Linked DNA regions of Homo sapiens: all the other regions are linked to region 2. The links are chromatin loops, found by intact Hi-C in ENCODE. Cell type or tissue: dorsolateral prefrontal cortex. All regions are shown on one strand.

Evidence for each region. Peaks named below come from ENCODE experiments on the same cell type or tissue, not always from the same donor. Only the 100,000 strongest peaks of a DNase experiment are listed, where the experiment ranks them.
Region 1: a loop joins it to region 2, with 3 times the contacts of the local background. A loop is called at or near these places in 6 of 110 quality-filtered maps.
Region 3: it touches region 2 in a loop (2.4-fold over the local background); 4 of 110 quality-filtered maps call a loop at or near these places.

Annotation. Positions count from the first base shown.
Region 1 is chr15:79,023,560-79,031,559 of GRCh38, reverse strand. RASGRF1 (Ras protein specific guanine nucleotide releasing factor 1) reads left to right here. Exons shown (of 27, transcript NM_001145648.3): 8 at 51-160; 9 at 3,701-3,819; 10 at 6,086-6,246. Among named protein-coding and RNA genes, the nearest start is that of RASGRF1, 63 kb to the left of the region's middle. In dorsolateral prefrontal cortex, CTCF peaks have their summits at 2,799 and 3,020 (motif pointing left); a DNase peak (open chromatin) is centred at 3,023.
Region 2 is chr15:79,165,174-79,173,173 of GRCh38, reverse strand. No RefSeq gene overlaps it. Among named protein-coding and RNA genes, the nearest start is that of MIR184, 41 kb to the left of the region's middle. In dorsolateral prefrontal cortex, a CTCF peak has its summit at 4,137; DNase peaks (open chromatin) are centred at 3,423 and 4,093; H3K27ac peaks cover 621 bases.
Region 3 is chr15:79,098,939-79,106,938 of GRCh38, reverse strand. No RefSeq gene overlaps it. Among named protein-coding and RNA genes, the nearest start is that of RASGRF1, 12 kb to the right of the region's middle. In dorsolateral prefrontal cortex, no CTCF peak of the experiment used is centred here; no DNase peak of the experiment used is centred here.

The DNA of each region.
Region 1 (8,000 bases), 140 kb after region 2:
CATACTTCCCTGGCTCTTTCTCCACCCTCACCTCTCCCACCTGCCCGCAGATCCCCAGGTACATCCTGACCCTCCATGAGCTCCTGGCCCACACGCCTCATGAGCACGTTGAGCGCAACAGCCTGGACTACGCCAAGTCCAAACTGGAGGAGCTGTCCAGGTGAGGCCTGGCTCTTCAGTGCACCAGACCGGCAGACAGGGCAGGGCTGAGGGTGCCCCTCACCAGGAGTTCGCTGAACCCCTGACAAAGCTTGAGTTCAGATGGGGATTGTAAGGGAGGGGCACAGCTTGCCACAGCTCAAAGCAGAGGCCCCTGGAGTGGTCCTGAGGGGGTTACAACTCAAGCCCCGGTAGGCAGGAATAGTGGGTGCTGTGCTATCCCTGGCACAGATAGGGCCCGAGGGAGGGCCCTGGGCACTCAACACCTCCCAGGAGAGGGACTGTCCATGACTCCCAGGCACTCTCTGCTCTCCAGTGTCAATGTGTCAAAACCTGTGGCCATAGGAGGCCCAGAGGGGGTCCTGGGTGACAGGCCCTCATGTGCCCAAGGCTCTAGTTAACCAGAGGCAGGTAGTGGCAGTGGTTGGATAAGCACATGGCTTGTCCAATCTAGTGCCCCTGTCCTCTGGTCAAGGCCCCTCACCTGGCCCTCTTTCAGCCCCTGAAGCCCAGAGGGAAGCTTCCTCTGCAAGGGCAGACACAGGGGAGCACGGAGGGGGCTCTTGCAGCACCCCAGGCAGCAGATGACTGTGGTCATCCAGGAAGAGGTTCCAGGAAGAGGTTCAGGTCCTGGATGCATTTTGAAGGTGGAACCAACAGGATTTTCTGATGGATTTGATGTGGAAAGAGAAAGACTAGAGTCAAGGGTGATTCCAGGATGTGGGGCTGAGCCACCAGAGGGCGGAGGTGCCATCAACCGAGCTGGAGAAAACTGCAGGAGGGACAGGTCTGGAGGGGAGTTCAGGAGCTTTCTTGGGAGCATGTTGAACTTAGGTGCCAATTCAATGTCCAAGTGTAGATGACAAGAAGGGACTGGGGAATTTGAGTCTGGAGCAGAGGGGAAAGAGAAATCCGGCAATCATCAGCTTGCAGATGGTGTTTAAAGCGACAGCACTGGTGAGACCGCCAAGGGAATTAGCTTGGGCAGGAAAAAGATGAGAACCAGAAGCTGAGCCCGGGGGTATGCACCCTGTGAAGACCAAGAGATGAGGGAGGGCCTTGTGGTCAGAACTAGGCTGCCAAGGGCTACAAAGAAGGTCAGTCTGCAGGGCCTGGGATCCAGCCCCGGCCCTACCCAGGGCACTGCCAAACACTCAGTGCCCTAAAAGTCTTCCTGAGGCCGGCAAGGGGCAGCCAACCAGGCCACAGCTCCCAGCTGGGTGGAGGGAGGGACAGCACAGGGTATAGGCTGCCCCCGATCCTTCCATGACCCAGCCAAGTTGCACACCTGAGTGGAGAATCAGGGCAAGGATGTCATCAGGGTGTGATTGCAGAGTAACGAAACCACCAAGCAGGAAGGTGGAGGGACTCCAGTCCTCCCATGCCCAGGGATCCAAATCCCGCACACTCTTCCCCAAGGGAGAAGGTTTGGGACTCCGGTAAGGCAGCAGGCTCCTCCTTGCTGAGGGATATCCTATCCTGTTGCAAACAGAGCTGCAGGTGGCACATGGTGCCAAGGTATTTGACATAAGACCCTGATCCCTTATCCCCGGGATCCTAGGTGTATGGCCTACTCTTCCTTCCTCCCACCCAACTGCCTGTACCTGGCCCTGAACCCAGCCCAAGTGGCACAGAAGGTTTTCCTATCACCATGACAGCATCCCTTTAATTCTCCTTTCACGCTCCCACAAGCAGGAAGCCATTAGATAGCCAAACCCCTCCTAGGCTGCGCTCAGAAACACTCCCCACCTCTGGGGACTGGGCCTTCCTCCCACCTTTTTATCCTGACCCCTATATTCTCTGCTCGCTGATAACCCAAATCATCATTTCCAGGGCTCCCAGGAGCCTCGCGACCTTGAAACTCCCACCGCCTTCCCAGAGCTCCCCAGCTGTGTGCGCATATGGGTCCCAAACACAGACCCCCACCTGGGGCTGGAACTTAGAATGTGTAAACTGCAGCTGCTCAGGAAAACTAGTTTTGCTACCTTGGAATTACCCGCCTTGTGTTTTACCAAACACAGGCTTCCCCCGCAAAACCCCACCCTCATCAAGAGAAGTGGTTTTAATTACCATTGGCTATTTCCATAATGGATCCATCTCTAGGGAACTAGCATGTGTCCAGAGGTGCCTCCCTCTCAAACATCAAGCAGGGGTCTGGGCTTCCAAGAAGAGCATTGCTGGGGAAGAAAGGGGGAAACTGAGGCTCCCAAGGAAGAGACTCCAGCGAAAGGCCCTGGTCCATTTATTAAAGGGCTAGTCTAGTGAATTTAAGCCTAAAATGCATGTCCTCAACCAGGAAAGATAATAATAACTCTTTTGCAACCAATGATAATAGCAACAACAATCACCACTACCCTTTATTTAAGCAGCTGTCACATGCCAGGCATGGCATAGCATGCACGGGTACCTGAAATCCCTTTTATTCCACCTTTGCCCCAGCATTCTGTAGATGAGGAAACTAAGGATCAGAGGGATTGAGGAGTCTGGTCAATGTCATGCTGATTCAGTTAAGCACAGATCCAGCTCCGGAAGAGGCAGTGTCATCTTTGTTTTGGGGTTTAAATTGAATAATGTCTATGAGAGAAGTTTGTAAGCCGCACATATTAACCAGCCTTCTTGTTGGTCTTAACTGTGGAAATTCAGGCATCAGCAGCAGATAAAAGGTTTTGTACTTTGCTTGGAGTAGGTGGGGTACTTTTGCCAGAAGCCCCCCTTCCCCACTCCCCAGACCCTGCCACTGCCAAATTCCCCTCTACCTTCCCAAGACTCCTGGAAACCCACCAAGGCAAAATTGGCAGCTAACACCCACCTTTTCCCACCAACGCCATTTTGTAAAAGCTATTGGATGGCGCCATCTCTTGGAGAGGAGGGGTATTACAGCAGTCGGAGAGCGAAATAGGGGAGTTGTCTATATTCCCTCCCAGAAGGGCCAGAGCCTACAGAAGTAGGCTAAGGTCAGTCATCCCCTGAGCCAGCGGGATTGCCAGGTGCTCCAAAAGGTAAGCCATTTCAGGGCCCAAGCGATATTAAGGACACAATTATGCAAATATTTGGAGAAAGAGCATTCAAGAAGAAGAGACAGCAAGTGCAAAGGCCCTGAGGGAGTAATGAGCTTTGCTCTTGGGATGGGAATAAGGCTGGTAGAAGGATGAGGGTCAGGGTCATGAACACAGGATGTCTCCTGTGCTCCCATATCCTTCCCAGTGCTGAGCTGCACCTGCTGTCTGTTCTACATAGTTCAGACTGTAAAATCTGACAGATGTGCTTCATAGCTGCTGACTTCAGTTTTCTTTTTTCTGAAATAAGAACACTTGCCTCCTTGAGCTGTCAGAAGGATAAAATGAGGTCGTGCCTATGAAGTGCCCGGCATGCAGCAGGCACTCAGTAAATGCACACTCCCTTCCCCTCCATGACCACAGACTCCACCTGAGAATCCTTGTGCCAGGCTTTCTTCCTAGGTCTGGCCAGAAGCCTGGCATTCTCGCCTCCCTGGGAAGTAGGGGCAGCCTGTCTCTGACTGTGCAGTTTCCCATCCCCACAGAATAATGCACGATGAAGTAAGTGAGACGGAGAACATCCGGAAAAACCTGGCCATCGAGCGCATGATCATCGAAGGCTGTGAGATCCTCCTGGACACCAGCCAGACCTTTGTGAGACAAGGTATGGCCTCTGCACCCTGTCTCCCCTGCCCCCACCAGGTGGGCCCCAGCAGCGGGAGGGAGGCGGCACTCGGGGACGCCACCAGTTGGTTTGGCTGCCACATGCCAAGACCTGCCAATGTGATTGCAGAATATTCCCAGGCTGCTGGCGGAATGCAACAGCTATATGTAGATGTCAGTATCTATACATATAGATGCAGATATTATTGGTTTTCACAGTTTCCTTCTCTCCAGATGTAAACAGAATTCTACCCAGATGGCCTTGGTTTGTCTATTGTATGTCATAGTAAACATCGACATGTCCTTTTTGGGGAGAAAGTATGGGGCGGGGGATGAGGAGCTAACAGTTGTCTCTGTGAGTCAGAAGCGTTTTCAGTGTCTGGGAGGAGGTCAGTGTTGGGTCCATTCCCCTGTCCTTTCCTCATCATCCTCTGCTGCTTTGGAGAGACCATTTTCACAGTGGTTCTCATGGGTAGAAGGTCTTTCCCAAGCTTCAGCCTCGCTTACCTTGGGAGCAGTGTTTGAGAGGCACGGCCCCGTTGAGAGGGGTGGGTGAAGGCTCTCTGTGGCTCAGGGGACTGACATCAGAACTGCAATGCATTTGAAATTCATCACATTCAACTTCCATGTTTTGTGGGAGACTCAGCTCCTGCTGGCATGCCTCACAGGTGACCTCCACCTCAAACGGACCTCCAGAGTCCCTTCTCTGTAGCCCTGGGATTCTCTGCCTAACGAAATACTTGCCAGCGCCTCCCGCTGGCCTGTGCAGCTGCCTTGGACAAGGGTATCACCTTTTCGGAGTTTTGTCCCAGCCCCTGTGTGTGGTGGCCCCTACATCCTTCCCCAGGCCCACCCTGTGACCTGCTGAGCTCAGAGCCAGCCCTGCCTGTTTCTCAGCTCCCCTTGGGCTGTGTTGGGCATTCTCTGTGCCAGAAATATTCTCACACAGTATTTTAGGCCCCCTCTGAAGGAACCCCAAGTGGACCTGGCTTGGAAGTAGCCCAAGAAATGACCCCTCCTGGGGTGGGCAGTATCCCCACAGACCAGAAATCTGCTCCATCACCCTGAGTCAAGGCATTTTCTCCCTCTCCAGCCGGGCTGGACCTGGAGACAAAATGAGTGGATTCTGCAAGGCGTTTCTCACTTGTCAGTCATGCAGCCAGCACTGATACCTGCCCTGCTCATGCCAGACGTACAGGGGGTTCTGGGGACACTCAGAGAACAGCCTCAGCCCTGCCCTCCGGAAGCCTATGGTACAGAGGAAGAGAGTCATGAGGGGACAAACGCAGGAACACCAGGTGCCAGGTGGATCTCCCTGATGCAGGAGGCAGAGTGGTGGCCTGGAGCAGGACCAAGAGAGTCACGAGGGCTTTCCCAAGGATAAGCAGGAATTCACAGGGAAGACAGAGTGAAGGAAGGGCTTTTCAGAACTAAGAGTGACACTCAGGCTAACTTGACCCAGAACTACATGTGAGGCAGAAGAAGGGGACAATGGTAAGAGTGCAGGCTGGGAGGTGTGCCCAAGCCAGACCACTGGGAGGCCTCAAGTGCCTGAATCCTGGGAACAGTGAGGAGCTGTGGACCTCAGTGGGGAGGGGGCCTGAAGGGTATGTATTAGGGTGGGTACACCAGAGTAGGGCAGCAATGGCTTTCATGACAGGCACCTACTCTGCTCAGTAATGGCTTCCTAGAGTGCTGTGCTGAGGACTGAGAAGCTCTGTCTGGGCTCTGCAGTATGGTGCAGTGATTGATTGGTGATGCCTGCCATGGCTGTGGACAACAGGAGTGCAATGTATCTTTTTTTTTTTTTTTTTTAAATCTTAGTAGCTATCTTTTTTACAAGTAGGATGGGAGGCAGGGTTTGCCCTAAGTAGTTCCCAGCAGGAGTGCAATGTATCTTGTTAACCCCTCGGGGCCTGCAGCCAGCTCCCCACTTGTTCAGCTCCCTGCCATCCCCAGACCTCAGCCCAGCCCTTCATTCTCACCACATGGGCCATGCCCTTTGGGGTTCCTTTGCTTGCTTAGCCCCTAGCCCCTGGCTGGGATGTCAGTGGGCCCTGCATGGAGCTTCTCTGATCACCTCTCATCCCTCAGCCATCTGGCCCTGCAGAGAGGCCTAAAGGAGTATCCCAGGGGCACATTTGCTACTGGGAAACAGAATGGACTTGTCCCACTGCTGCTGCCCCAGCATCTCAACCTTCAAGGCTGGGTCAGAGGCAAAGGTCACCCCAGGAGATGGGCTCAGGGTCTCTCTCCTCCACCCACAGGTTCCCTCATTCAGGTGCCCATGTCTGAAAAGGGCAAGATCACCAGGGGGCGCCTGGGGTCTCTCTCCCTAAAGAAAGAGGGCGAGCGACAGTGCTTCCTGTTTTCTAAGCATCTGATTATCTGTACCAGAGGCTCTGGAGGGAAGCTTCACTTGACCAAGGTAAGGGCTACGGGAGAGGGGCTTGGGGGCTGCCCAGCTAGGGTCATGCAGGCGCTGTCCTGGCCAGAGGGTCTATGGGCCCAGGTGGTGGGCAGGGGTGTCAGAGACGTGTGCATGCACACACACACAGATATACACACAACCCATAGTTTGGCCAGCTGGAGAGAGCAGAACTTGACCGATTTTCCACTAGGGAAATCCTGGGAGATGGGAAGGTGAGAATCGAGGGCTTCAGATTCCCCACACTGGGCACCTGGGCAGAGGAGCCAGAGGGCCTGGACAGACCCCTAAAAGGCATGTGTGTGTGCATGTGTGTGTGTCTGTGTGTGTTTGTGTGTATGTATGTGTGGTGTTTTTGTGTCTGTGTGTTTGTATATGTGGTGTGTGTGTATGTGTATATGCGTGTGTGTGTATGTGTGCGTGGTGTGTATATATATGTGTGTGTGTCTGTATGTGTTTATATCTCTCTGTGTGTATTAGTCCATTTTCATACTGCTATGAAGAAATACCTGAGACTGGGTAATTTACAAAGAAAAAGAGGTTTAATGGGTTCACAGTTCCACATGGCTGAGAAGGCCTCACAATCATGGTGGAAGGCAAAGGAGGAGCAAAGGCATGTCTTACATGGCAGCAGGAAGGAGACCATGTGCAGGGGAACTGCCCTTTACAAAACTATCAGATCTTGTGTTACTTATTCAATATCACAAGAATAGCATGGGAAAAATCTACCCCCATGATTCAATTACCTCCCACTGGGTCCCTCCCATGACACATGGGGATTATGGGAGCTAAAATTCAAGATGAGATTTGGGTGGGGACACAGCCAAACCATATCAGTATGTATGTATGTGTATATGTGTTTGTGTCTGTGTGTGTGGTGTGTGTATGCATGTGTGTGTATATATTTGTGTATATGATGTGTGTATTTGTGTATAGTGTGTGTATGTGTTTGCCTCTATGTGTGTTGTGTCTCTGTGCATTTGTGTGTGTTCATTGTGTGTGTGTGTATGGTATATGGCATATGTATGTGTGTATATGTATTGTCTTTCTGTGTACAGGTGTGGTGGATATGTGTGTGGTATGTGTCTGTGTGTCTATGTGTATATCCGTGTATGTTTATATGTATGTATGTGGTGGGTGGGTGTGGTATATGTGTATATGTGTGTGTGTCTGTGTGTGGTGTATGTTTTTGTGTACATGTGTCTCTGTGTATGTATGTGTGATGTATGTGTGGTGTGTATATGTGTGTGTATGTGTATGTGTGTGTGTGTGTTTGTATGTGTGTGTGTGTGTGATGTGTGTATCTGTGTGTGTCTATGTGTGAGATATGTGTTTGTGTGTCTGTGTGTGTGGTATGTGTTTTTGTATCTGTGTGTGTGGTGTGTGTGTCTGTGTCTGTGTGTGGTGTGTGTGAAGGGCAGGGTAGAGGGCCTCCACTGGCTGAGGGCCAAGGCATCACTTGGAGCTTTTCTTTCATCTCCACCCCAAAGGAGCTCTGACAGAGCCCCTTCCAGTGACCTTCTCAGGTGTCCCCTCCTCCAGCACAGGAGACCTGGAGGCTGCTGAGCTGCTCCACACAGAGCCTCAGGACCTTGCGGCCCTGCATGAGACCCTGATGCTCAGCTAACCAGCTCATCCCTAAAGGGGGAGGGAATGAGCATCTCAGACCCCCTCCTGACTCCTCATAGGCCGAGGGCCTTTGCTCATGCTGTCTGTTCAGCCACACAGCCTCCTCTCCCCTGGCAGACCACCTT
Region 2 (8,000 bases):
GGAGCTGGACCTGGAGGGTGGCTCTCAATCCTGAAGAGCTGCAGGGATGCATGTGGAGGGCAAATCTGTGTGACTAAGGCCAGCCTGGAGTGAGTGCAGCCAAGCCAAGGACAGCGGCTAGGAGAGGGGCCAGTGGATTCTTGTGTCGCCACGTCTGTGCTGTGCAGCACTGCAGGCTCTGGGTCAGGGTGCAACTTAGGGGAAAGGCAAGTAAAGCCCATAGCACCGCAGAGCCAGTGGGATGTGGGGGCAGGGGAGACTCATCTTTAGAAAGGGAACAGCTGATCCACTCCACGGCAGTGCCTAGAGAGGGGCCACCTGCCAGTCCAGGGTGGTGTCAGGGGAAGCATAATCATCTCTGCCTTGCTCCAGAAGAAATTGCTGGGATGTCCCCAGGAGCCCAGCAGAGGGCTGGTAGAAGAGGGTGGGCGCTTTGGGGTCCAGAGCCAGATCTAATCCCAGAAGAGCCAGGCATGATGATCCAAACTGAAACAGGGGCTTCTAACCAGGGCCTAAAGCCTGTGAGAGTGCACATGGCACGGGACCTGGGAATCTGAGGTCCCTGTGATCCCAGGGAAGACTCAAGTCTGGGGCAGCCAGGGAGCTCAGCAAGGCAACAAGCAGGGCGATGGGATGAGAGGTTTGGGTCAGAAATGCAGCAGTCTGGTGTGACAGGCAGCCCCTTCAAGGAGTGGAGGAGAAAGAGTGGCAGCAACTGCCCCCTGCCAACCACTGACTAACCCTCTGGACACAACGTTCGTTCTGCACAAGGAGAGAAGGGTCAGCAGGGATGGGCCTGATGAGGAAGACCTTGTAACACCATGGATGTGGGGACCCTGCAGGGTCAGCATCTCCTTTGGGGTTGAAAAGGAGCATGGTTTTGGCCCAGTTCAGCTCTGGAGTCTGGAAAAGGGAAAGGCTCACCCAAGGTCACCCTGCAGGTAGGCAGCGGAGGCAGGAGCAGATGCCAGATCACATGGTGCCTCCACAGCCCCTGGTGGCCTCCCCTATAACAACACAGAATTGAGAGTGCTGTTTTTTCTCTCACACATGCGCAGCAGCATTCCTAAGCACCCACGTGCCCTGGGCTGCCCTGCGCAGAACGTTTTCCTGTCACATGGCTGGAGATTTGTCTTGTAATCATTACTATTAATTTTAACTTTGGAGGGCATCCAACATACTCAATCTCATGTAACGGAGCCCTCTTCTGATTCTGCAAGGTCTTCTGAATTCCCCTTTTGCAAATAAGGAAACTGAGGTTCAGATAGGCTAGGTAACTTACTCAAGGTCACACAACTAATTAGTGGCAGAGCCTGGATTCAGACCCTTTGCCGAAACCCTACCAGAGCGAGTCAGCATGTCCACACACTTTTACCCACCTCTGACAGTCTATGGCTGTCTGCTCCTCTCTGGCCCCCTCCTAGACATGTAGACAACCAGAGAACAGGCTTTCAATTTCTCCTTTTAAAATTTGCTCACCTTAGTCTTAAAAGACAAATGCCCTTATGCTGACCCAAGGGAAGGCTGAAAATCGCAGGAGGCCCCCTGCTAAAACGAATCAACACCGGCTAGACCTCCCTCAGGTTCAAGATGAGATCATCCCCTGAAACAGGAAGCATTGCCTCCCACCAGACCAGTCCTCGTGTTTTCTCTGGAACAGGGATGGGGGTGGCCAGCGCAGGGGTCTGCGTTGCAGAGCATCTTTCCCCAAGGGAGCTACAGATATTGCAGGTGCTTAAGTCTTCATGAAGCCTGCGTTCAGCCTGGCCTTCGCAAGGAGACAGGTCCACAGAGCCACAGTACAAATCTCATGCAGAGTGTACAATAACAAAAGAATGCCCCCCCTTCCAGAACTGAAACGTGCATGAACTAAGAGGATTCGTGTAAAGAACCCAGGTCAGAGGCTGTACCATCTCATCTGTGAAATGAGAAGAATAAACAAGAAAAACATTCACCTCCATGGGGAGTTTGAATAGACACATTAATCCCTGGGCATAGGTGCCCAGTACAGATTAGCCCAATTTAAACAAACAAAAAAAATGATGATGTTTCTTCTGCTAAAAAGTGTTTTTATCATTTGTCTCTTTACATTTTGAGATTTTATGTCTAATTCTAAAGCAATCCATATTATTTACCTTTTCTAAAAATTTTTAAACATAAAAACAAATTTTTAACATAAAATATGCTGAGCAGCATTCATTCAAACCAAAATTAAGCACCTTTGTAATCCCACCATTTTGTTTAGTCTATAAAGAAGTGAATGCTTCACCCCTCTCCCAACCCCTCTCCCCACTGGCAACAACTATTAACTCTCTTGTGGTTCCTTCCAGGTCTTTATCTCTGTTTAAATAAATACATGTTGACATATGCAATAGATAAATAATGATCAAAGGCATTCTAAGTATCTTCCTTATGTAAGAAAGAATAATAAGCATGTTAAATAAGAAGAAAAAATTATAATGTTTTAAAATATAAAAGATAGGGCACCCTATCAGTGGACTGACCCTGCACAGCTGCCTCCTGCCCTGTGCCCTGGGTCAGTGGGCAGCCAGGGCTGCAGGGAGTGGCTGTGACTCAGTCTGACCACTGACCCAGGCAGACAGGGGAATGCAGGCAGGAAATGTCAGGCGCCCATCAGGGGAATGGGGCTTATCGATGTGGCATCGGCACCTGCCTCTGGGGAGCTTCAAGAAGTGCTCTGCATGGAGCTGACAGGTCCATTAGTTGTCAGTTCTGGCCATATCTTACTGGACTGGCAATGCAGCCCACAGCCAGCTGGAAGACACGCCCAGATAACACGATCCTGCAGGGTGTAACAGGACATCGTGCCTTTGCTGGCAGTCATAATAAATACCAATTGCTGAGTAATGACAACACAGGGTGTTTTTGCTGGTATTCCTATTTAACCCCCTCACAACACTCCTGAAAGATAGCTTTGATTGACTCCACTTGTAAATGAGGAAACCGAGGCTCAGAGGAGTGAAGTTACCAGCCCAAGATCACAGGAGGAGGGAGAAAGCCCACATTTTCATCACATTCCCTATGGTCAGAGGAGCAGTTCATGGTCTCATACTCTTCATGTTACCCCACATGAAAGAAAATTTTCTCCCCACTTGACAGAGGAGGAAATTGAGACTGAGAGAAGTCAAAATCTGTATCCTTCCAATCAGAAAAGCCCTATTCTTCCCTTCTGGGGCCCAGCGTGGAGGTGGTGCTGGGAAATTCTGAGAAGGGCAGGTTGCATAACATCCTTGTTCTCCGCCAAAAGCTGCAAACACCCACTTACCCCATTCACGAATCTGGGCAATGAGTAGTGGGAGTCAGGGAAAGATATTTTAAAAAATTATCTTCAGTCAGGGAATTTCACAGTATAATTATATAGTGAGGACACCAAATTAGCAGAAAGAAGGGACTGCCAGATGCAGCAGCCACACACCACTGCCTACATCCCCATGTTCACAGCCGGCTCACAGCCTCTGGGGTGGGCTGGGGAACTCTCCCTCTAGATCCTAAATACACATGACTCTTTAACTGATAGAAAGATATCACTGGAAGACTCCACAAAGACCATCAACCCCAATCCCCTCACCTTACACTTAGGGAAACTGAGGTCCCATAAGAGAAGCTGTGTGTTTGAAGTCACTCCCTGATAGGCTCAGGACTAAGGGCCAGTCCCCTAGCTCCAGCCCCTGCCTCCAGACCCACCCAGCTCCTTGGAGCCAAGAGACAGAAATAAACCATGCTTGGGCTTTTAGAGTCCAAAATAAATGCATGTACAGCTCTTTGCATTGTTACCATGGTTATAGATAACAAGGGCTGTGGCAAAGCACAGCAAATTAGTTAATGATGAGAGAGAAACTTCCAACAGTGACACGTTCTGCATGAACAAACTGCTTTCCTGATTCAGTGGCAGGCTGGACCCCAGTGGCAGGGCAAGTGTCTGTGGTGAGCAGGAGAGTAATTACGGTGGAGGTGAGAGCAGGCATAGCATGTTATTCATGGCCTGTCTCCGCCTTCCCCCCTCCCTCTGTCACCAAACAGAATGTGAACAATGGAAGACTCACATGATCTGTTTCAGCCTTGCCTCCCAGGCTGTCAGGAGAGGCGGTGGTTGTGTTCCCTCTGAGACCCACAGGGAGGCAGCCGCTGGCTCTTGGCAGGATGGGAGGTTAGCACTTGAGCTCAGGAGTTCGAGACCAGCCTAGGCAACATAGTGAGACCCTATCACTACCAAAAATAATTTTAAAAATTAGCCTGGCATGGTAGCATGTGCCTGTATTCTCAGCTACTAAAGAGGCTGAGTTGGGAGGATTGCTTGAGTCCAGGAAGTTGAGGCTGCAGCAGTGAGCCATGATCATGTCTTTGCATTCCAGCCTAGCAGACAGAGCAAGTACCTGTCTCAAAATAACAACAGCAAAAAGGAATTTGGCAAGGCTAAACACTTAAGTCTTCCATAAGCCTTGCTTGATCACTCAGTGAATTTCCTCTTTGTCCTCAAGCTCCTGAGGCACCTGGCTCCAGTCCTTACCTGTGGTGGTTTGAAAAACTGGCTGCAGTTCTTCTCCCCATTATATCCACACCTCTTTGCAATGTGACTTTGCTGCTTCCCCCATGAAGAGAAAGAGTCCATTTCCCCTCCTCTTGACTCTGGACTGTCCTATTAACTCACTTTGACCAACAGGATGTGTGGCTGTGCTATAAGTACTGAGTTCTTTGTCTCTGACCCAGGAGTCTCATGTCTTCTGCCAGAATCTATGAAACAGTTACACACTAACCTATTAGCATATGAATAGGGTAAAAATCAAAACTCAGATCTAATACCAACCAGCCATGCTCTTGCCCTAAGACAATCGCAGTCTCTGTTCCCTCAGCATGGAATACATTTCCCTCACCAATCCACATGGCTTACTCTCTAACTTCCTTCAAATCTGCATTAGTCCTTCCTCTGAGAAGCAGATGCTGCAATGGATTAATCATGCAAGGCTTTTATTAGGGGAAATGCCTTGCAAAAGGAATTAGGGATGGAGCAGAGGAAGGCGGGGGTTGTAGTGGGATCATGGTACAAGTCTGACCCCAGGGGAAGGAGAAAAGAGAGAAGGTAGACTGGAAGCCTCCTCTAGTGCTGGGCAGGCTAGGAAAGTTTTGACAAAACCTTCAGGGAGTCCCTGAGCTAAAGTGTGCTGATGAGGAAGTCCCAAGTCTCCCAGGAGACATAGCCTTCATACAAAAGCAGCAATGAATTTCAAAATGAAATAGCCGTGGCCTTCTGTCAGTTATGCTCCCTGTAGTAGAAGGTCTCACAAGACACTTTATCATGGCCACCATAAGACCTCTGCTGAGATGCCCCAGTCTTCCCTGACCACTCCATATGAAAGACCAAGTCCCCCTCAGTGCCCTTTCATTCTTCCCTGCTTTATGCTTTTTAATTGCTCTTATCACCACTGATTATGTAATTACTTGCTTACTTGCCTCATGGCAGCAGAAATTTTTGTCTGTTTCGTTCTCTGCTATATCCTAGGACATTGAATAGTCTCTGGCACTCAAAATAAAAAATGGCTAAATGAATGAATGAACACATAAATGGATAAAATAAGAAATGTTTCCTGATAAGTGCTGAAGGGCCACTTTCAAACTGTATAAACCCCATGTTATAGGCTGAATATTTGTGTCCTCTTAAAATTCATATGCTGAAGCCCGAACTCCCAATGTGATGATATTTGGAGATAGGGCCTTTGGGAGGTAATTAAAGCCAGATGAGATCATGAGGGTGGGCCCTCATGATGGAATTAGTGCCCTTCTAAGAATAGACCAGAGTGTTTGCTCTCTCTCTCTCCATGAACAGAGGAAAGGCCATAGGAGCACACGGCAAGAAGGCAGCCACCAGCAAGCCAGGAAGAGAGTCCTTAACAGGAACCAAATCAGCCAGCTCCTTGATCTTGGACCTTCCCACCTCCAGAACAGTGAGAAATAAATGTCTGTTATTTAAGCCACCTGGTCTGTAGTATGTATTTTATTATAGCAGTCTAAGCTGACTAAGACACCCTAAGTTCAACGTTAGGTAACACTTATCAGTAAGTTTTCGGAACACTCCAAGTAATGTTCCGAAATAATCATGTCTTATTCTACATAACTTCAACTGTCAGCAGGAAGTAGGACCACCTTTCTTGCAGCTGCTACTAGTTGACAAGGAGACAGGAAACTGTATATTTGTAGCTGGTAGTGACAAGTATATATAGGGAGGGGAAGGGGACAATATCTTTGGTTGAGCATCTAATTTTCCATCCACTTAAATTTTCTGTCTCAGAAAATTCCCATCTCATCCTGGACGCTTACACACAGCAGTGCCCCAGAAGACATGGTGTCAGGCGACAATGGGCTGGCCTTGAGGTCTAATCAGCCCCTGAGCTCTGGGGCAGTTTTCCCTACCTTGTTACCATGGCAATACGGAACCCAGCTGCAGGTGCCCACCTGTCACCAACACCAGGGCCAGACTCTGATTGCATCTGAACATGCCTATCAGTGTGGGAAAGGAGGAAGCAAATGTGAAAAGGCCTTATATAGACCCAGGAAATTGTAGGTGGTAGTTAGGAAGCAAGTCTGGGATGCAGATCTCTTGACTTTCTCAGCTGGTTGCCTGAGTCCCCTTGGTGTGTGCACAAAATCCCAAGGCGCCCTCTTTCTGTGGCAGGCCAGCTGTGACCATACTAGGTACCTCAACTCCTGTAGGCAAGCACTGGTGGGTTCAAAATTCAGAAGAGGCGGTCACCATAATTCCTGCTTCCACCAGAAATTCTTAATCTGCTTATACCTGAGGCTCATCCCCCATATCTGTTACTTGTTCCCATGTTCACCTCCAAACCAAGGGTGGGAGTCCAGGCTCCATCCTGTTCTCCTATCTGTTGGTCCCTGCTTACCCATGTGACCCTCTCCCCACAACCTACTCTGTCCCCAGCAGCAGTGGTATCTCCAAGGAGACATAAGGCATGCCAAGATGTGTCAGTCCTAGATTGCCAGGCCAGGGCTCCAGATTCTGTGATCACTCTCACTGCTGAGGCCTTTAGGGAGCTCTTCTCTCCTTATCCATCCCCCAGAGAAAGCTGCTGGTCACTCTTCACCATGCCATACCACCTTCCTGGACCAGGACCCTTCTTCCTCTTTACTTGGGCCATTGCATCAGCCTCCTAAACCATCCCCTGCTGTTACTCTTCCCTGCCTGCTGGGCCCTGAAGTGATGTGGACTCAGGATCTCACAACATTTTTATGAATGCCACTCTTCTGACTCCTGGCCCAAACCTCTCTCCATCAGGGCTCAAAGCTGATTCACATGGTTTGTCTCTGTGTCTCCACCCAAATCTCTTGTCAAACCTTCTAGTGCTATCTCCTGATAGAGTTCTCACGAGATCTGGTTGTTTGAAAGTGTACATCAATACCCCCTTCGCTCTCTCTCTTCCTTCTGCTCAGCCATGTGAGACTCGCCTGCTTCTCCTTTGCCTCCCACCATGACTGTAAGTTTCCTGCGACCTCCCCAGCCGTGCTTCCTGTACAGCCTGCAGAACTGTAAGTCAATTAAACCTCTTTTCTTCATAAATTCTTTATAGCAGCATGAGAACAGACTAATCATTGATCCTCAGGGCAGACCAATGGTAACGGTCTTGCGGGGAAGAAAGGACAATCACTGACATCCCCCCATTCTCCTCATTTCCCCATCTTTGCATATACCCCTAACCCTCCCTCCTTCCCTAGACCAAAACAAAAGCCTCACACATATTAACACAAGCAACCAGATCCCTGGAGAACAAGGTGTCCTCCATGCCAGATGTACGCACATGGCAGCTCTGCTCCAGTCAGGATGCCCTGTTATGTCCATAGATGTGGTAGTAGTATTTTCAGCTATAGGACTACTCACAGCTGCAAGTAACAGAAACCCAGCACAGCATTCCACACATTGATTCTGCCCTGTAAGAAGCCCAGAGCAGGGCAATTCCAGGTTTGATCGGTTC
Region 3 (8,000 bases), 66 kb after region 2:
TGCTTGGAAGAAGGTGTTGATCCCTAAAGGAAATGCAAAGCTCCCATCTGGCCACCCTTTCCTCACTCAGCACTCAGAAATGCTGGAATTCAGGCCCCTGAAAGAGAAAGTCCATGCTTTCACTGAAAAGGTCATGCACCAAAATTCTTACCAGGAAACCTCAACAGGATTGAAAGCAAAAGCCTCTCATCTCCTACACCGACCTGTGACTGATGGCATAACTAGCTAAAGATGAGGAGGTCCCCAGGTATCAGCTCACCTCTGTTAATAAAAGTTCCCTGGCAGATTCAAACTTCTTCCCTAACAGATAGCAGATAGCAACCAGTGACCCAGAAAAAATACAGAGATGGCCAAAGCTTAGACTTTGTTTGACACAACTCTGGGTTCCACACACAGGTTCCTACGCACCATGACCCCTCACATACCTCTGTCATCTCTGTCATCAAACAGCAGAACAAAGCACCACTTTGAAACCCTGAAATCCCTCCCCAGGGACCAACAGCATTTTTCCCCACGAGATGCCACACCCACCAGAGGTGGAGAAGGACTTCAGCAGGACAGCCATGAACATCTGGCACGGGAGCTCTGTGGACATCCTGAAGCTGCCATGTTTGGACATGACCTGCCACAGAGTGGCACGTGGGCCACTCCAATGGGACATTTTCCCCTTCCTGAGCCTCCATTTCTTTACCTGTCAAGTGGGGTTGTTGTCAGGGAGAGGGCCTTCCAAAGGAGTCTACAACCCCAATGCTTGGTGGCTCCAGTTTGAGCACACACAGCAAATTCAGAAGGCAAAGCCATTCAGTTCATTTCCCTTTTAGCTGTACTAGCCAGGGTTCTGTAGGATGCAAGTGATAGAAAACCAAACTGGCTTAGGCAGAAAAGGGGAATTCACTGACTAATTTAACTGAAAAGTAGATGCAGGCACAGCTGGATCCAGTTAAACAAAACCATCAAGAACCAGTCTCCTTCATTCATTATTGCTGCTTTTCTCATGCTGGCTTCAGTCTCACTGATACTGGCAAGACTGGCTGCCAACAGCTCTAGGCTCATATCATATGCTTTTCAGCATCCCCAGCAAAAAAGAAAATGCATATTCCCTGAGAGCTTCAGAATGCCCCTAGAATTTCATTTCTTTGGCTCTGATTGGCCTGGCTTGGGTCACATGATCATCCCTAAGCCATTCACCAAAGTCAGAGGGTGTCGTGATGATTGGTCAGGCGTGGAGCTGCAGGTAGAGTCACTTTTCATCTGGGCCATATGGCTGAAAAGTGGGAAAGAGGAGCCCCAGAGGAAACCAGGGTACTGTCACCAGAAGAGGGAATGAATGCTGAGCAGCCAAAAAAAAAAGTCCACTTCATTGGCTCTTGCTCTTCTATGAGATGAAGTCCCCAATCTAGAATTCTAGCATCTGATATTTTTGTGGCCCTCTGGGCAGCACTGTTTCTAGCCTGCCCTGGAGGTGCCCATCCAGGGTGTGAGGTCCAAGGCAGAGAAGATGGGGTGGTGAGTCCTGCTGTCCCTAGCTACAAAGAGGACGCAAGCGTCTGGTGATGCCTCCCCATCAGCTAGCTGGCAAGTACCCACCTGCCTCCCTGCCCACCACAGCAGCCCCAAGGCAAGGCCACAAGAGGTGATGATCCACAGAGTGAACACAAAGCAGCATCAGAGAGTCCAGAATCTCAGCACCCTTTCGAGCCCCTCTGCAAATCAGGATGCCTACATTCGGCAGCTTTATCCCTGAGCTCTGGCCAGAGGGACATCACCTCTGTGCATCTCAAACTCCATTCCATTGTGTACATGGCTTCCCCTGGGCCCCAAAACCAAACCCACACAGAGCCTGAGCTCCCCATGCAGTAGAGGTCTCACCAGCAAGACTTGTTTCCAATAGGTCTGTTTATGGATGATGCTGGATCTCTTCCAGATCCGCCTCTCCTGATTCACTCTCCACCTTGATCCATGTTCTAAGAAGCTTATCTTTATGGACTTCATTGACAGGCTCCTTGGCCGTCCGCCTCCTGGTTAGGTTTGTTCAATGGGAAGCATCCATAGGAGATCGGGAGAGGGTGGGGAGAAGTTGGAATGTCGATTCCTTCCAGGTCACCATGGGTTGTCTCTGTCCCTTAATGAAGGTCATAGCTCCTGTTGCATGATCCTCCCAACATGGCTCTCCCTTTGGGACTAGCAACTACCCCTTCAAGCCTCGTTGGTGACAGCTCCCCACTGTTACTGGCCCGGGGCTACTGCACCGTCCATTATGGTTTTCATAAACCCTGACACACCTTTTCAAATAATTCTGCTAATAACTGTCCTCTGTTACTCAGAGTGTGTCATCTGATTCCTGCCAACACCCTGTCTAATCCATGGCCCATTCCATGTGACCCCTTGGCTTTCCCAAGGCAGAGTCCAGGTATCTTCCGGAGCATCAAAACTGAAAGGAACCTGCTCTTGTGGCTTTAAAACTTGCAGCAGAGGAGCATCAGCTTAAGTGGCAACCCTCACAATGAGGCTTTGTCATAAGAAAGTAGTGGTGGTAACAGCACAGATGAGAATCAAAAAGAGATTAAGCGACGTGCAGGTGGAAGACTTTACATTGACTGCTAAGAGGGAAGAGTGCTGCAGGCCAAGAGAAGAAGGAACGGCATGTGCAAACACCAGAGGCATGAAGCAGCCTGGGAGGACTAGGGAACCTCATGCAACTCAGCATAACGTCAGCAGAGGATGCAGGGCAGAAAAGGGGGAGCCTTGAATGGCATGCTGGTGAGCTTACATTTTATTCTAACAGTAACGGAGAGCAAATCAGGGGCTTCTTATTCTCAGATCTAGAGAGAAGCCAGATTGCAGGGAGGAAGGCCAGTGAAGAGTCTGTTTGGGATTGAGAATCTGGCAGTAGGGATGGAGAAAAAAGGAGAAATAGAGAGAACTCAAGAGATTGTATATCTGAGACTTGGTGACCATCTGGCAGTGGGTGAAGGAGGCATTTTACTGAGACCCAGAGAAGTGGAGCAACTTGCCCAAGGCCGTCTAGAAAATCAGCAGTCTTATGGCACACTGAACCAAGGTCTTTTGACCCCAGTCAGGACTAAGTGCATTTCTCAGCAACTTGTAAATTAAAGTCGATCTGATGTTCGATGTAATCAATTCTGCAGACTCTTGCTTGCTGAACTGCCCACCTAAGGACCTCAAACTCCGTAACTCCCTTGCCTTCACATACCCAAGATGATTTGGAACATGCTTCCTTATCTCCCATGTGTATACACCTCCTTCTCAGCACAAGGACTGTATTTGAGCACTTGGTCCCTTTGGATAAGAAGAAAGCTGCCTGTTCCTCACCCTAGAAATAAGGCAATGTCTTTGGCACACACCACCCTGGATTCCTCTGACATCTTAGGTATCCGGAGCTTTTCAGAGGAAAATTCTGCAATGAGACAAGGGCAGAAGCCAAAACAGTTTTCGAAGCAGCAAAACATCACAGAAAGGGGCTAAAGAAATTGGCCTTCCAGTTGTACTGTGCCTCTAGCTAACCTGGCAACCTCAGGTTCTCTTCCTTCCTACAGGTTGGGATGAATGAAGGGCATGTAGAGTGGTTAGACTAAGTGATTTCCACAGTCCTTTTCAAATATAACTCCCTGTGCTACTGTGAATGATTCCAGGATTAAGAGACTCAGTTTCAAGTCTTGTTTGTGTCACTGGGGAAATCACTTAATGTTTTGAGCCATCTTTTCCTCATCAGTAAAAATAGGAGAGATGACAACAATCTCACTGTATTGTTCATGCCTATCTCAAAGGGCTATTGTATCTCAGAGCTCAACAGGCACTAACTCACAGCAGACTAAAGGCAAACAGGCTAGAATCAGGCCAGGTGACCTGCAGAAGGATAACATAGGTCACAGAGATCACATTCTCAGCACCAAAGTTCCCCAGGAGGTGATGGAGTCCCCACCGTGGGGTCCAGCCAGAGACAAGGAATCTGGAAAGAAAGATACTCCCTGGCTCCATTCCTAGGAGAAGGAGCTTGTTATCCTCAAGAGTACAGAGGACAGTTCAAGGCTGTACTGTGAGCCTCCAAAGGTATCAAAACCCTAGGCATTCTTCGAGGAGAGGAACTTGGAACTGGGATCAAGACGGGGGCACCTAGGCAGGGGCTGCAAGGAGGACACAAGCTCAGAAACTGGCGGGAAAGTCCTGTCACAGGATCAGAACTGTTAGTGGGTAAAGCAGGCAGCCACTTGAGGAACCAAGCAGGGGACCAGAATTAGGCTAAATGAGAAGCAGGCTCAACACCCATTTCCTTACAGTCGGAACCCAACACGTTCGGGAATCACTCAGGAACTAGGGAAGAGCAACAACTGAAGATGGCGCATCTGTGTGCCCAGCTACGGAGAGCTGGGATGGTAGACCAGGAAGGTGAAGCACAAGAGAAGAGAAGTTAACAGCTACGAGAAGCAGCTGAAATGGTGACTTGGAAGGCACTTTGAAAACTATAACACACTCTGCAGACAGAAGGCGGCAGTCTTCTCCCTCTTGGTTATCTGGAATCTTAGGAGGCAGTGTGACGTCGTGAAAAGTGCGTGGGATGTGAATTCCATAAATTAAACCCTGCCACATGTGAGTTGTGTGACTCTGGGCGGTTTCTTTAATCTCTCTGAGATTTCGTTTCCATCCAAACCTGTTATACCCTTCCTCCCAGGCACATGGCTAGTCCACATTTCCCAACTTCCCTTGCACTTAATGAGTGGCCAAATGACTAATTTTCACCAATGGAATGTGAACAGAAGTGAGATATGCCACTTCTGAGATGGAGCTTTAAGAAAGAGGCTGTGCCTCTGCCCCACTATTTCCCCTCCCACGGTTAGAATCTGACTAAGTTACATGCTGACTAGAACAAGGCCCTAGGGAGTAGCAGAACCGCAAGATGAAAGAAGCCTGGATCCCTGAATCGCCATGTGGAGAGACACTCACCCAAATACCCTGGACTATTAATAAATCAGAGGAATAAACTTCCACTGGGTTTAAGCCATAAACTTTTGGATTCATTTGTAAAGTCTAGCCTGTGTCAGCTAAGACCCAGAAACAGACCTGGGAGTTCATTTACAGTGTATTTAGGCCATGTGTCTCAAGGAGTTGTGCAAAGTCTAAGAGCTCGAAAGGTGGGACATTGCTATGGTTTGAGTGTCCCCACCAAAACTCCTGTTGAAATGTAATTGCCAGCCAGACACAGCGGCTCACGCCTGTAATCCCAGCACTTTGGGAGGCCGAGGCAGGAGGATCACTTGAGATCAAGAGTTCGAGACCAGCCTGGCCAACATGGTGAAACCCTGTCTCTACTGAAAATACAAAAATTAGCCAAGTGTGATGGCACACACCTAAGGCCCCAGCTACTTGGGAGGCTGAGGCATGATAATCGCTTGAACCTGGGAGGCAGAGGTTGCAGTAAGCCTAGACTGCACCACTGCACTCCAGCCTGGATGACCAAGCGAGACTCCATCTCAAAAAAAAAAAAAAGAAAAAAAGATTAATTGCCAATGTAATGGTGTTGGGAGGTGGTGCATTTAAGAGGTGATTAGTTTGTTATGATAGATTAATGTCTTAGTTCTCACAGGAATAGATTAGTTCTCATGGGACTGGATTAATCCCTGTGAGCATGAGTTGTTATAATGTGAGGACACTCTTGTGTTTTGTCCCTTCACAAGTGTCCAATCCCCCTTGACCTTCCACCATGTTATGATGCAGCATGGAAGCCCTTGCCAGAACCAAGCAGATGCCAGTAACAGGCTCTAGGACCTTCCAGCACCAGAATCATAAGCTACCTAACCTCTTCTCATTATAAATTAGCCAGTGTCAGGTATTCTGTTATAGCAACACAAAATAAGCTAAGACATGAAAAGTTATTCATAAAGTGATTCTCCATGTTGGGCACCACAGTTGCAACAAGAAACCCCTCATTGATTTTTCCTTTTTTTTTTTTACTTGAAATATTGAAATAATCCTAATGATAATATATTTTTTAAACTCTCTGAATTCCATTTTTTAAAAATCCTGTCCTATTTTGGACTCTGCAACAAACCTACTCCAAAGAATCAGTATGGGATTTTGGACCAACCGTTCCTCATTTAGTAAGGCAGTAAAAATCTCTGCTCCAGAATACTCTAGAAACTCTCTAGAACTGTACCATTGTAGATGGATGAACACTCTAAATAGCTGAAGATTTGCCTACTCTCTTAAGCACCAGAAGTTTTTGACTGAAAACATTTCTTAAAGTGTTTTATTTCTTTACTATCGTAACTTTTTATTACAAAAAGTAGAAAATATAGATCAGAGAAGAAAGAATATTGAATCTAAATAAGAAACTGAGCACATATGCCTACCTCCCCTCCCACTCCCCTAAAATGATTCAAAAGATCAGATTAGCTGGGCCTGATTCCAATGAAGGGGGTGGTAAATCTTTGACTTATTTTTCATATTCTTCTGTGTTTATAAGTCAATTCTAGCTCTCTGTATTTAACAAAATTGGATTGAAAGAATACTGGAGAAGCAAGAATAGCAAACTAAGATTCCAGTGTCCGGAATTCTAGTTCTAGCCATAAACCTGTGACCTTTAGCATGCCTTTTTCCCAATCAAAAGATGAGGAACTTCGGCTAAATTATTCCTAAGTTTCCTACCAGCTCTGTATCGTTTAGGGTCCAGCAGGAAACAGATGAAACATTCAAATTGGGTAATTTGAGAGGCGGTTGTAATAAAGGGACTATCTGCAAAGGTTTGAGCTGGGAGTAGGGAAACCACAGGAGCCGGTGCACTGCCCTAGAATAAGAACATCCCTAGTCCTAGAGCAGTAAAGGCAGGGAGCAGTTACAGGAGCCTAGGGACAGGGCTGGTAGGAGAGGTGCAACACCAACCTCATTCTCCTCTCTCCCTCCAGGAAAACAATTATCTTGGTCCAACCCGCATCAGAAGCCCTTGATGCAGTTGAGACCCACAACTGATACCAGCCTCCTGGGACACAGCAGAGTGGAGAAGAGTGGAGAGCAGGTCTGGAGTGGCAAATGGGAGCTGTCCAGCACAAATTTGTACTGATGATTGCACTAGTGCATGATACTCTATCCTCTGGGCTCATTGAAGGCTTAGATACGTTTCTCTTCACTTACTGTCAACCACATGTTTGGCTCACTCACCTATGAGTTTTTCGTGCCCAATCCAAAATGTACTAGGAGGCCGCATCACCAGATTCACTAAAAGGCACTGTATAATGTAAACGCGGAGGCAATGAGCTATGACCTAGGGGGCTTAACTCTGGTAACAACGGAGCTTGGGAGTACATGGACACTAGTGGTGTTCCTTTTGGCTACTCAGGGGCCCTTTATGTTTGTTTCCTGGCCTGCTGCTGAGCTCTAGACTTTAGCAAGTCCTTGAGCCTCAGGGACACTGGACAGTGTTAGAGGAGAAAAATATCAGCTTTCTCCAGCCCTGGTGCTCTTGACAGTACAAACATCTGCAACTTCGGTGCACAGCTGCACTTACTCTAAACAGAGATCAGTATCAGAGATTTGTTCCTGAATAATATAATTTATTAAACTGATATGTGCCTAGATATGTGTCCAACTCTACCCCCTGTGAAAAGAGTGTGTGTTCCCTTTCCCAAAGTCCATGGAACAATCACAAAATTGACCAGATACAGGACAAAACAAAAACAGCAATAAATTTTGAACTGTAGAAATAATACAGACCATTTTTCTGAGCACAATGCAATATAGCTAGAAATAAGCAAAAGCAAGCAAAAAAAAATCAACTTGGAAATTCAGAAAGTACTCAGTTAAACTTTGATAAATATCCACCTAAAGAATAAATCAGTTTCATACTATTTTAATATAGTGGTAATCAGAAATTTATATAGCAATCCTGTTGTATCTGGAAGAAATCTGCACTTACAAGAAAAGGTGTAGTCTTAAACACTATTATTATTAAACAAGAAATAATGAAAATAAACTAAGCATTCAAGAAG